Regions from separate parts of the Homo sapiens genome. Here region 1 is linked to region 2. A link is an interaction called in ENCODE POLR2A ChIA-PET data of the cell type or tissue named here. Cell type or tissue: MCF 10A. All regions are shown on one strand. Links, peaks and the distances in the headings refer to the core of each region. The heading gives the core; the rest is flanking DNA. Region 1 overlaps LOC105374040 (a long non-coding RNA gene). Region 2 has its middle 87 kb from the start of PLCXD2-AS1.

The links. Peaks named below come from ENCODE experiments on the same cell type or tissue, not always from the same donor. Only the 100,000 strongest peaks of a DNase experiment are listed, where the experiment ranks them.
Region 1: POLR2A ChIA-PET joins it to region 2 with 12 read pairs; 10 of 35 experiments call an interaction of 5 or more read pairs at or near these places.

Annotation. Positions count from the first base shown.
Region 1 is chr3:111,849,556-111,854,941 of GRCh38, forward strand. All of the region lies in intron 1 of LOC105374040 (a long non-coding RNA gene), which reads right to left. It also overlaps a transcript of PHLDB2 not described here. Among named protein-coding and RNA genes, the nearest start is that of PHLDB2, 7.0 kb to the right of the region's middle. In MCF 10A, for the core only: no CTCF peak of the experiment used is centred there; DNase peaks (open chromatin) are centred at 1,146 and 2,166.
Region 2 is chr3:111,761,963-111,767,348 of GRCh38, forward strand. It overlaps a transcript of PHLDB2 not described here. Among named protein-coding and RNA genes, the nearest start is that of PLCXD2-AS1, 87 kb to the left of the region's middle. In MCF 10A, for the core only: no CTCF peak of the experiment used is centred there; a DNase peak (open chromatin) is centred at 2,839.

The DNA.
Region 1 (5,386 bases), core at 95-5,094, 87 kb after region 2:
TGACCTTTTAAATAGAGCTTCTTTTGTTTTCCATTTGAACAGCACAGCAAGTGAATTTTGATAATCTTCTTTAGGAATATTTGTAACTCAGAAATTCTTAGTTCTTGTCATTATACAAAATAGACACTTGCACATATATTTTATAGCAGTGCAGTTCACAATTGCAAAGATGTGGAACCAACCTAAGTGCCTATCAACTAATGAGTGAATAAAGAAAATGTGGTATAGATACACCATGGAATACTATTCAGCCATTAAAAAGCATGAAATAATGTCTTTTCCAGCAACTTATATGGAGCTGGAGGCCATTATTCTTTTTTTTTTGGGACGGAGTCTCGCTCTGTCGCCCAGGCTAGAGTGCAGTGGCGCGATCTCGGCTCACTGCAAGCTCCGCCTCCCGGGTTCACGCCATTCTCCTGCCTCAGCCTCCCGAGTAGCTGGGACTACAGGCGCCCACCACCACACCCAGCTAATTTTTTGTATTTTTAGTAGAGACAGGGTTTCACCATGTTAGCCAGGATGGTCTCGATCTCCTGACCTTGTGATCCACCCACCTCGGCCTCCCCAAGTGCTAGGATTACAGGCATAAGCCACCGCGCCCAGCCGCTGGAGGCCATTATTCTAAGTGAAATAACAGGGGTGGAAAACTGAAAACCGTATGTTCTCACTTATAAGTGGGAGTTAAGCTATGGGTACACAAAGGTATACAGAGTGACATAATGGACTTTAGAAACTCAAAGGGAGAAGGTGAGGGGGGCAGGGCTAGGGATAAAAAACTGCACATTAGGTAAATGTACACTACTTGCATGATGGGTGCACTAAAATATCAAAATTCATCACTATATAATTCATTCGTGTAATAAAAAATCTACTTGTACCTAAAAAGCTGTTGAAATTTTAAAAAATTTAAAAAGAAATTCTTGGTTTTTGAGGATAGTCATAAATTCAAATGAGACTAAAATAACCATACTAAGATGAAGCAGGAGGATCACTTGACCCCAGGAGCTCAAGACCAGCCTGGGCAATGTAGCAAGATCCCATCTCTACAAAAAAATTTTAAAATCTGGGTGTGGTGGCATGCACTTGTAGTCCTAGTTACTTGGAAGGCTGAGGCACGAGGATGGCTTGAGTCCAGGTTTCAAGTTACAATGATCTATGATTACACCACTATACTCCAGCCTGGGCAAGAGAACAAGACATTGTCTTTAAAGTCAATACATAAATAAATAAAAGAACTATACTAGTCATAACATCACTATCTGTATCTCAGAAATAAATGCTTCAAACAACCATTTAGAATTTATTGAGCACTAACATAAATCTCCAGTCAGAGTTGAGTGCTATAAAATAATGTTTTTGGCCAGGCGTGGTGGCTCACGCCTGTAATCCCAGCACTTTGGGAGGCCGAGTCAGGCAGATCACGAGGTCAGGAGATGGAGACCAACCTGGCTAACACAGTGAAACCCCGTCTCTACTAAAAATACAAAAAATTAGCTGGGTGTGGTGGTGGTGACCTGTAGTCCCAGCTACTCGGGAGGCTGAGGCAGGAGAATGGCATGAACCCATGAGGCAGAGCTTGCAGTGAGCCGAGATCACGCCACTGCACTCCAGCCTGGGTGACAGAGCGAGATTCTGTCTTAAAAAAAAAAAAAAAAAAAAAAGGTTTTTACTAGTGTTCTTTGCGATTCTCCTGAGAGAAGCAATGACATTGCCCCCATCAAGTGGAAAATTAAAAATGGTCTGGCAAGTAGCTCTGAGCCCCTGCAGACACAGCCAGTTAATTGGAATGTTGTCACTGAATTTCTAGTCCATCAGTGACCCAACAGCCAAAATGGGCCTGCTCATGTGTATTTCTGTGAGCATTTTAGGATCTGTGACTACAGAGTAATCATAACTCTGAAAAAGGAAAAGGGCAGTCAGGAGTGGATGGAGAGATTTAATATCTTAATTGTGGCCCTAATGAATACGCAGTTCTCAGTTGAGCAGCCTCGACTTGAGACTGACACCTTGTTTAATACAGGAAGTAGAGTGCGGCTTTATTAAAGTCTTTAAATGTTGTGGCTGGAGCTCATATTTCTTTTTCACCCTATGCCTATATAATCATGTTGTTCCACTTCCTACATAGCCGCTGGCTCTTCCTGTTGTCCCGCAGCAAGAAGCCAGTGCAAGTTTAGAGTAAGGAAATGACATAATTAAAATGGTATTCGATGCGAAGCCTAAAATTCAAAGCCCCATCTTTCCCCTTTCCTCAAATCTGGCCCCAGCACCCTAGATCTTATCTCCTACTCCTCCCTCCCCAGCTCAGGCGGCTGTATTACTCACTCTTTCCCAAATCTGCCTTGGCTTTACTGTCCTCCTACATTGCTCATGGTCTTTCCTCTGCCTAGAAGGCCCCTCAACCTTTTTTTTTTCAATATGAAACTCACATATGTTGTCTTCCCTGTTGGACTCATAGGACACAAATACCCCTTCACCTGAACTCTTCTGTATCATTGTTTTTTAGTATATATTACATTATCATATTACAGTTATATGCTAGGCAGTATAAAACAGAGTAGGTGCTTCGTAAATTTGCCTTTAACATTCCTCATGTTCTGAATCCTGGCCCCTGCTCTCAGTTGTCAGAATTCTCCCGTGTGCTGAAGTCTGTGTATATCTGACACATCAATTTGGACATCTATCCAAATTGGGTAGATGCCCAAGGTGGCATTCTCCCTCTCTCTCTCGCTCTCTCTCTCTCCATATATATGTAAAATATATATTATATATACAATTATGTTATATGTAAAGATCATATATAATACACATATATTATATATACATAAATTAATATTATACATAGGATTATATATTATAATAATCCTTATGTATAATTATCTTTATACATAATATAATTATCTTTATGTATAACATTAAGGACAAATTGAAATCAAGGTATGGTATAACTGGAGGGATGATGAAAGTCAGATGAAAGGAAAAACAAAGAAAACCAACAGAGAGAAGAGAAGCTGAGTTCTCTTCAGTATCGAGGAATACTGCTGTTAAGGTGTTGGTTTCTTTTTTCCATGATAAGCAGATAAGATACAGAGAAACTCCTTGTTTTAAGCCCACTACGCAGGCAAAGTAGACCAATTCAGGGTCCTCAAGTGATAAGAAAAGTGAGCCAGATAACACAGCTGGGATAGGTTAATCTAAAAGACACACACACACACACACACACACACACATACACACACACCATCCTTTTCCTGCCTGATTACAATACAGACTCACAGAAAAGATTGGGGGTAGGGCAGAAGGAGAACGTTTAATGCAGAAATTAATCAGATGTTCCAAATAGATTTACATTTTTCTCATAATTAGAGAACCTACCTTGTAATTGTTTAAAGATAAACCAGCACATGGGGATAATCATTAAACTTGAGGAGACAAAAATTAGGTGTTTCCCTTTTTATGCCCCTAGGAGGTTAAAAAGTTATTTTCACTTTAGTTTTGGTTAACATTCTGGTATTAATTTGATTAATATGTTATTTATACTTTATCTATTTAAATATATATTAGAGAATGTATAGTAAAAACCAAATATTCAATAAGGTTATTGGAATAAAAATACATCAACATTTTAAAAAGGAGAGGAAAGCAAAGTCTTTATTACCGTTACACAAAAATTTAATGGTAAGCTTGACTCTGGGCTTCCTGGCAACAAGGATACAAAGAGAAACAGTGGGTTACATAGTTTCCCTTAACAACAGTTGCAGATCCAATGTGAAAATAGATGAAGATGACTTTTCTAAGAAATGAAAGTACATTCATTTTTTAGAGAGACAATTTATCTAAGTACTAAAAAGAGTGTGTAAATTGGAACTGAACTTATATAGGACAGTCAGTGTATAACTCAATGGTCAACATCATTATCAATAGTTCCAGAAAGGCAAACGTGGTTGGAAACTACTCTGCTGGGTGTTCTTTTTGTGCTGTCTGTCCTCTGTGCAAGGAATGGTACCTACATTAACACACTGGCTCATAAAATGTGAGTTCAGCCAGGTGCGGTGGCTCACACCTGTAATCCCAGCACTTTGGAAGGCCGAGGTGGGTGGATCAACTGAGGTCAAGAGTTCAAGACCAGCCTGACCAACATGGTGAAATCCCATCTCTTCTAAAAATACAAAATTAGCTAGGCATGGTGGTGCATGCCTGTAATCCCAGCTACTCCAGAGGCTGAAGCAGGAGAATCGCTTAAACCCAGTAGGCAGAGGTTGTGAGCCAAGATCGTGCCATTGCACTCCAGCCTGAGCAACAAGAGCAAGACTCCATCTCCAAAAAAAAAAAAATAGTTCTTACTTTTCAGAATAGAAGTTTGCTTCTCAGTGAAGATAAATAATGCACTCAAATTACTTGGCTATTGTATTAGTCCGTTCTCACACTCCTATAAAGAAATACCTGAGACTGGGTAACTTATAAAGGAAAGAGGTTTAATTGACTCACAGTTTCACATTGCTGGGGAGGCCTCAGGAAGCTTACAATCATGGCAAAAGGCAAAGGAGAAGCAGACACTTTCTTCACAGGGCAGCAGGACAGAATGAATGCAAGAAGGGGAAATGCCAGACACTTACAAAACCATCAGATCTCATGAGAACTCACTATCATGAGAACAGCATGGGGGAAACTGCCCCCAAGATCCAATTACCTCCACCTGGTCCCACCCTTGACACTTGGGGATTATGAGAATTACAATTCCAGGTGAGATTTGGTTTGGGACACAGAGCCAAACCATATTAGCTAGCAAAGGGGCTGAATCAGGGCTTAAAACCCAGTTCTGCCTTACTTCACAGTCAATGATTTTTCCACTGCACTTTGCAAGTAGAAACTTCTTGATTCATTAAATCATCATAATATTAAAGCGAACTTCAGCACAAACAATTGTTCCATGAGTTAAACTGCAGTAAGATTGAAATGAGTTAATAGCTACAAAGATTTGTTAGGCTATCATTGCAGAGAAAGGAGCAAATATACAGATTCAGGACATAAAAAGTTAATCAAATCCAACCGATCTTTTCTAATAAAAGAGAACAATAGCAAAAATAATTACAAATGGAATAACATAAATAATTCATAATATCACTGTATGTGTTTCAAAGTGAGCAGGTATGTACAAACCTACTCCCAAAGACCACAGAAGCTGAAAAGCCAAAGAAAGAGGCTGACAAGTCCAGTTTCTCAGAAAGAAACATTTAATAGAGACTTATGAACAGAAGCCATGTCCCCAGTGGCTGTGAAAAAAGATGGTGCATCTCCACGCTGTCACTCCCAGAGTCAAGACACATAAACTAAAGGAAAAGAATGTGTAGGAGAATTGAAGTCGACCCCTTGGGGAGAGGCAAGAATG
Region 2 (5,386 bases), core at 225-5,224:
TGCTTGTATGTTCACCTAAAAGGGGCACTGCTAAAAGAGAGGATGAGGGGTCAGAGGAACACATTTTATCCAAAAAGGGATGCCCCCCCAATCCCATCCGCCACATTCAGCTGAGAACCAGACCAGCGTCTTAGCTATTAGTTCATTGCATGGGTTTTGGTGCCAGACTAGACTTAGATTTGAGATCCAAGTCTACTACCTAAGGTGATAAACTTAAGTCAGTCACTTACTTTTCTAAACTGCAGTACTGGAAGGATAACACAATTGATCTCAGAGGACTGTTGTGAAGTTTAAAGAAGATAATGTTTAGGAAGCTTTAACACAATAGCTCATGTATAGTAAGGCCTCAATAAATGCTAACTATATGTATTATTTAATTATATAACTAGCATTACCATATTATTATTATATAGCCAATATGTGTAATGTTTTGACACTGTCAATAAATTTTGAGGTGTTTATCCCATTTTCAGATATTGGAAACTAAGGCACAGAAGGGTTAAGTACCTTGCCCAAGGGCATCCTAGGGAGCGCTCTGAAGTTATGCCTTGTGATGCCACAATTATCATCATTCTAATCACAGGCCTCTAAGTGTGATCTGATCCAGACCTTCCACCCAGCCCTCCCAAGAACCTGGCCACACTCGTCAGGATTAAAGGAGGAGGTATTATTTCTTCAAGCCCTCCTGGAGTCTCTCTTGGCCTTTTTTGGCTCACATACTGCTGTACGTAGTTTGTGTCTGAAATGGAAAATTTCTGTAACACAATACCCAGCTCTGATCCCCACAGACTCTCAAATAATCTTTCTCTTTTTTTTCTTTTGGTTTGGGTTAAAATATGACTTCATGTGCAAAAAAGAAGCCTCATTTCCCAGCACTCTCAGCAGATTCATAAACATTGCAGACTCAAAGCCCTCTGGTTCCTAAGAGTTCCAAAGAATTAATTCTCCTTTTTTGAAAAAGGAGAGCAATGACTAAGAAGTGAGAAGAGAAATGGAAAGATTAAAACTAGCTGCCTGTTTGGTGCAGGGTATATAGCTCTGAGAGCCCACCCTCTTCTGCACCTGCAAGAATCCTTGCATGTCTCCCAGCACTTCTACAGGCAGCCCCAAGGAAAGGCAGGGAGCCATAGCTGCACTGAGCTTTATGATCCTGCCTGAAAGTGAGTATGTTAGGAAACTGGACAATGCAAATCAAGGATTTTAGGTATTTGATTCATTGACTCCCTAGCATTCTTCTCCCCTGGAGAGTCAACTCTTCACACACTGTTTATGCTGTGTGAACAATACAGTGAATTTCCCTTGAGTGAGTTATTTCTATGACAAGTTACTCTAACATAATAGCGAACTGCAAACTGCACAGGGCTTTGGAGCCCAACTGTTTGACTTTCATTTCCACCTCTACCACTTTCTAGCTGGGTGACCTAGGGCAATTTACTCACACTCTTCATGTTTTAGTTCGCTCATCTGTAAGTGGGACTTGTCATCAACTGTACATTGTGAGATTTTCCTAGGAATAAATTACTTAATAAATTATCAAGTGCTTAGGGCAGTTCCTGATACATAGTAAGCCCCATATGTCTTGCTATTACTATTTATTTTTATTATTATTGTTACTACAACTACTACTCTACTGCAAGGAAAAGAGCAGTGCTATAATCTGAATGTTTGTATCCCCAGAAATTCATGTTTTGAGATCCTAGGTGATGGTATTAGGTTGTAGTATTAGGAGGTGATTCGATCACGAGGACAAAGCCCTTGTGATTAGGATTAGTGCCCTCATAAAAGAGACCCCAGAGCAGGCCAGCCCCTTCTACCACATGATGACACAGTGAGAAGGCACCATTCGTGAACCAGGAAACAGTCCCTCACCAGACACTGAATCTGTTGGTGCCTTGATCTTAGACTTCCCAGTTCCTAGAACTGTGAGGAATGAATTCTGTTTTTTCTAAGCTACCCAGTCTATGATAAATTGTTAAAGCAGCCCGAACAGACGAAGACAAGCAGTTATGGCTATGTTTGCTCAAGAAAATATAATGCCAAAATAGAAAGGAAGCAGTTTGGCCTTCTGGTAATGGTATAACTCTGGATTCAGACAGACCTGCACATGACCTTTGACACCGCTACTCAAGTTGTGTGACCTTTGACAAGCTATGGAACCTCTTTAAATCCACTTTCCCGTTTATAAAATGGAGATAGTAACATTTACCTCATAGGGCTACAGGGAAGATCTGATGAAGTAATGTTTGGGAAGTTCTCAACTGTTGGTCAGCAGCCCAGGAATGGTAGTTATTGTGTGGCAAACTGGTCACATGAACAAAGAAATCCATTAAGTAAGTTTCTCCTAAAAGCACTTACAACCACCCTACTTGATACAACTGACTAAAACAATCCCAACATCTGAGATTCTTACCAAATATACACAGACAGAGTACATGGTAAACTAGCACGGTCCTTTGTATATTTTTCTGTCTCCTGTGTTAAACATGGATTGTTGTTAGGTTGATAAATTGCCTATCACCCCTATTCCCAACCTCCCCTTCTTTATCAGTCACACTTTTGTCCCAGCATATACATGTTGATGTGGTGAGGTTTTGCCAGATTTCATAAAGGGAACTATGATAAAAAAAAATACCCCACTGATCTTCAAGTTTCAATTTTCAGATTATATGAAATTTGTGTGATGAAATAAAGGTTCTTGAGGAATCACAGGTAGGGCACCAGCATCATTCAATTCCAGGGGGCACTGTTTCCATCATACTGTATTAAAGCTAGGCTCCAAGGGCGCCTTTAATGGAGAACACAATAGGATGGTTGCCTCCTGGAGTTGTGCAACAGAATAGCTCTGATCTCAAAGTGCAGGAAACAAGGTCCACTGACACAGACTTGGACTCTAACCTCTCTTCTTTTTGATGAGTCAGACTCTGTCTTCCAAAAGTTAATTTATACTTGCTGAGTGAGAACTTGCTAATACCCAAGCGACATCACCATGAAGAGGAATTGTAGAATCACAGATCTGAGAGTTGAAAGACCAGCACTGGTCATCGGGTCCACCCTCTCCAGTGCCCTAGGGGAACATGCCAGTGCAGTTCCAGTTTGCCTTTGTTAATAGGGCCAAAAAAAGTCTGAGGCTTGGCTTCCAAGGAGTATTAGAGTTCAACAAATTCTCATTCTCAATAGGCAGGCGTGAAACACTCTTAACCCTTGGCTCACTCCACCAGCACATGTGTTTGAAGCCCCTTAGTCTTCACTAACGCACTTTCTAAAGAAGTAGAAGGAAGTTGTGATATCAGCACTGAAGGGTGGTGAGAAAAAAATGGATGGACCCAAACACCAATGGAAGAAGATCATGGAAAGTATTGACTCCAGAACACTAACAAGTGACTGTGCTTTTTCCTTTTATACTTTCCCCTTCTGCCACCCCCACAGGCTTCTTACACAATGTATCATACAGCACTTTAAAGCTGAAAGCCATCCACAAAATTATCTTGTCCTAAGGCACCCAGTTTTCAGATGAGAAAATGAGTCTCAGATGTCAGGCAGTGCAAAGCATCCAGGAAAGATAATCGATCCAAAAATCACTTACATTTTTAGCTGACTTAAAACGGAGAGAGAAATGTATTCAGGTCAGAGCAAGTGGCATTTTTAACTCCATTACATAAATATAGAAGCTAATGCTCAAAATAAAATGGTGATGTAAACTTGGTTCATAAACTTCTCTGCTGGGTTAGACAGTCTATGGTGACATCAGGGCTTGAAGTGAAGATTGGAACTAGGTTATATCCAGAAGTTCCCTGAGAAGGGAGGCTGAGAGGTGAGTGAAAAAATATGTTCCCATTATTTGAAACTTAAGGTGGAAAAGAAGCCAACCTCTAATCAATAATGTAGATTTACTTTAACATTTCATTGTTGCCATTTCTTCTTTTATATGCACACACACACACATACACATACACACATACTGCAAATCAGAAGAATAGAAATCTGAAGTCAAAACACCAGGATTTTTAATTTACTACCTGTGTCATCTTTCTCAGTTTCACATTGTCTTTTCCATAAATTAAAATTTATTATAGTGTCTTTCTTACAGCTTTGTTGTATAGATCAAATAAGATAATGAAGTGTACCTGCTTTGTAAATCATGAAGCAGTAATTTTTAAATACCTTTTTTCAAGAACCTTCTTAAGAATCTGATTAAAGGCCAGGCATGATGTCTTATGCCTGTGATCCCAGCACTTTGGGAGGCCAAGGCAGGTGGATCACTTGAGGCCAGGAGTTCAAGACTAGCCTGGGCAACATGGTAAAACTCCGTCTCTACAACAACAACAAAAAAATTAGCCGGGCATGGTGGTATGCACCTGTAATCCCAGCTACTCAGGAGGCTGAGGCAGAAAAATCGTTTGAACCCAGAAGGCAGAGGTTGCAGTGGAACCCAGGTTATGCCACTGCACTCCATCGTGGGCGACAGAGTGAGACTCTGTCTCAAAAAAAAAAAAAAAAGAATCTGATGAAATCTAAGAAACCTTACCAAAATTTTTACACGTGCATAAAAAGAGTTTTGCATGTAATTTCATAGGGTTTTCAGACATTCTGAAGACACCAATTTAACACCTGCTTGGATAGTGCTTACCAAATGTAGAATATTCCAGCCTGGACAACACAGTATTTTTACAACATGGGATAAATTAAGATGAGTCATTTATTTATTTGATAAACGTTTACTGGACCCTTACTAGGTAGTGCGGGCTGCAGAGGCACTGATATCCTTGTCTTTCAAGAGTTAGCAATCCAGGTTGTGCGCAGTGGCTCATGCCTGTAATCCCAACACTCTGGGAGGCCAAGGCAGGTGAAACACCTGAGATCAGGAGTTCAAGACCAGCCTGGCCAACATAGTGAAACCCCATCTTTACTAAAAATACAAAATTACCAGGTGTGGTGGCACGTGCCTGTAATCCCAGCTACTTGGGAGGCTGAGGCAGGAGAATCGCTGGAACGTGAGACGCAGAGGTTGCAGTGAGCCGAGATTGTGCCATTGCATTCCAGCCTGGGCAACAGAGCCTGACTTCATCTCAAAAAAAAAAAAAAAAAAAAAAAGCAGTCCAAAAACAGTATTAAAGCAAAGGAGTCTCTTTACATGCATTATATCAACTGAGAAAGTCACCTTGCTATGGCATCTGTCCCCAGAGCTCCAGTGTCTGGTTACTCTGTTCAGATGGAGGGTAGTCTGGGTGTCTCTGATTTGAGACAGAGAACCTGCATACAGAAAAGTCAAGGGACTTTTCCAGTGGACTTGGTACACAGAAGGATTTGGGTACAGATGAGCAGAGAGAAGCTGTATTCAACTTTGGCTCCTCATAATCTCCTGTCTTGAACCCTTCATGTCAGTGAA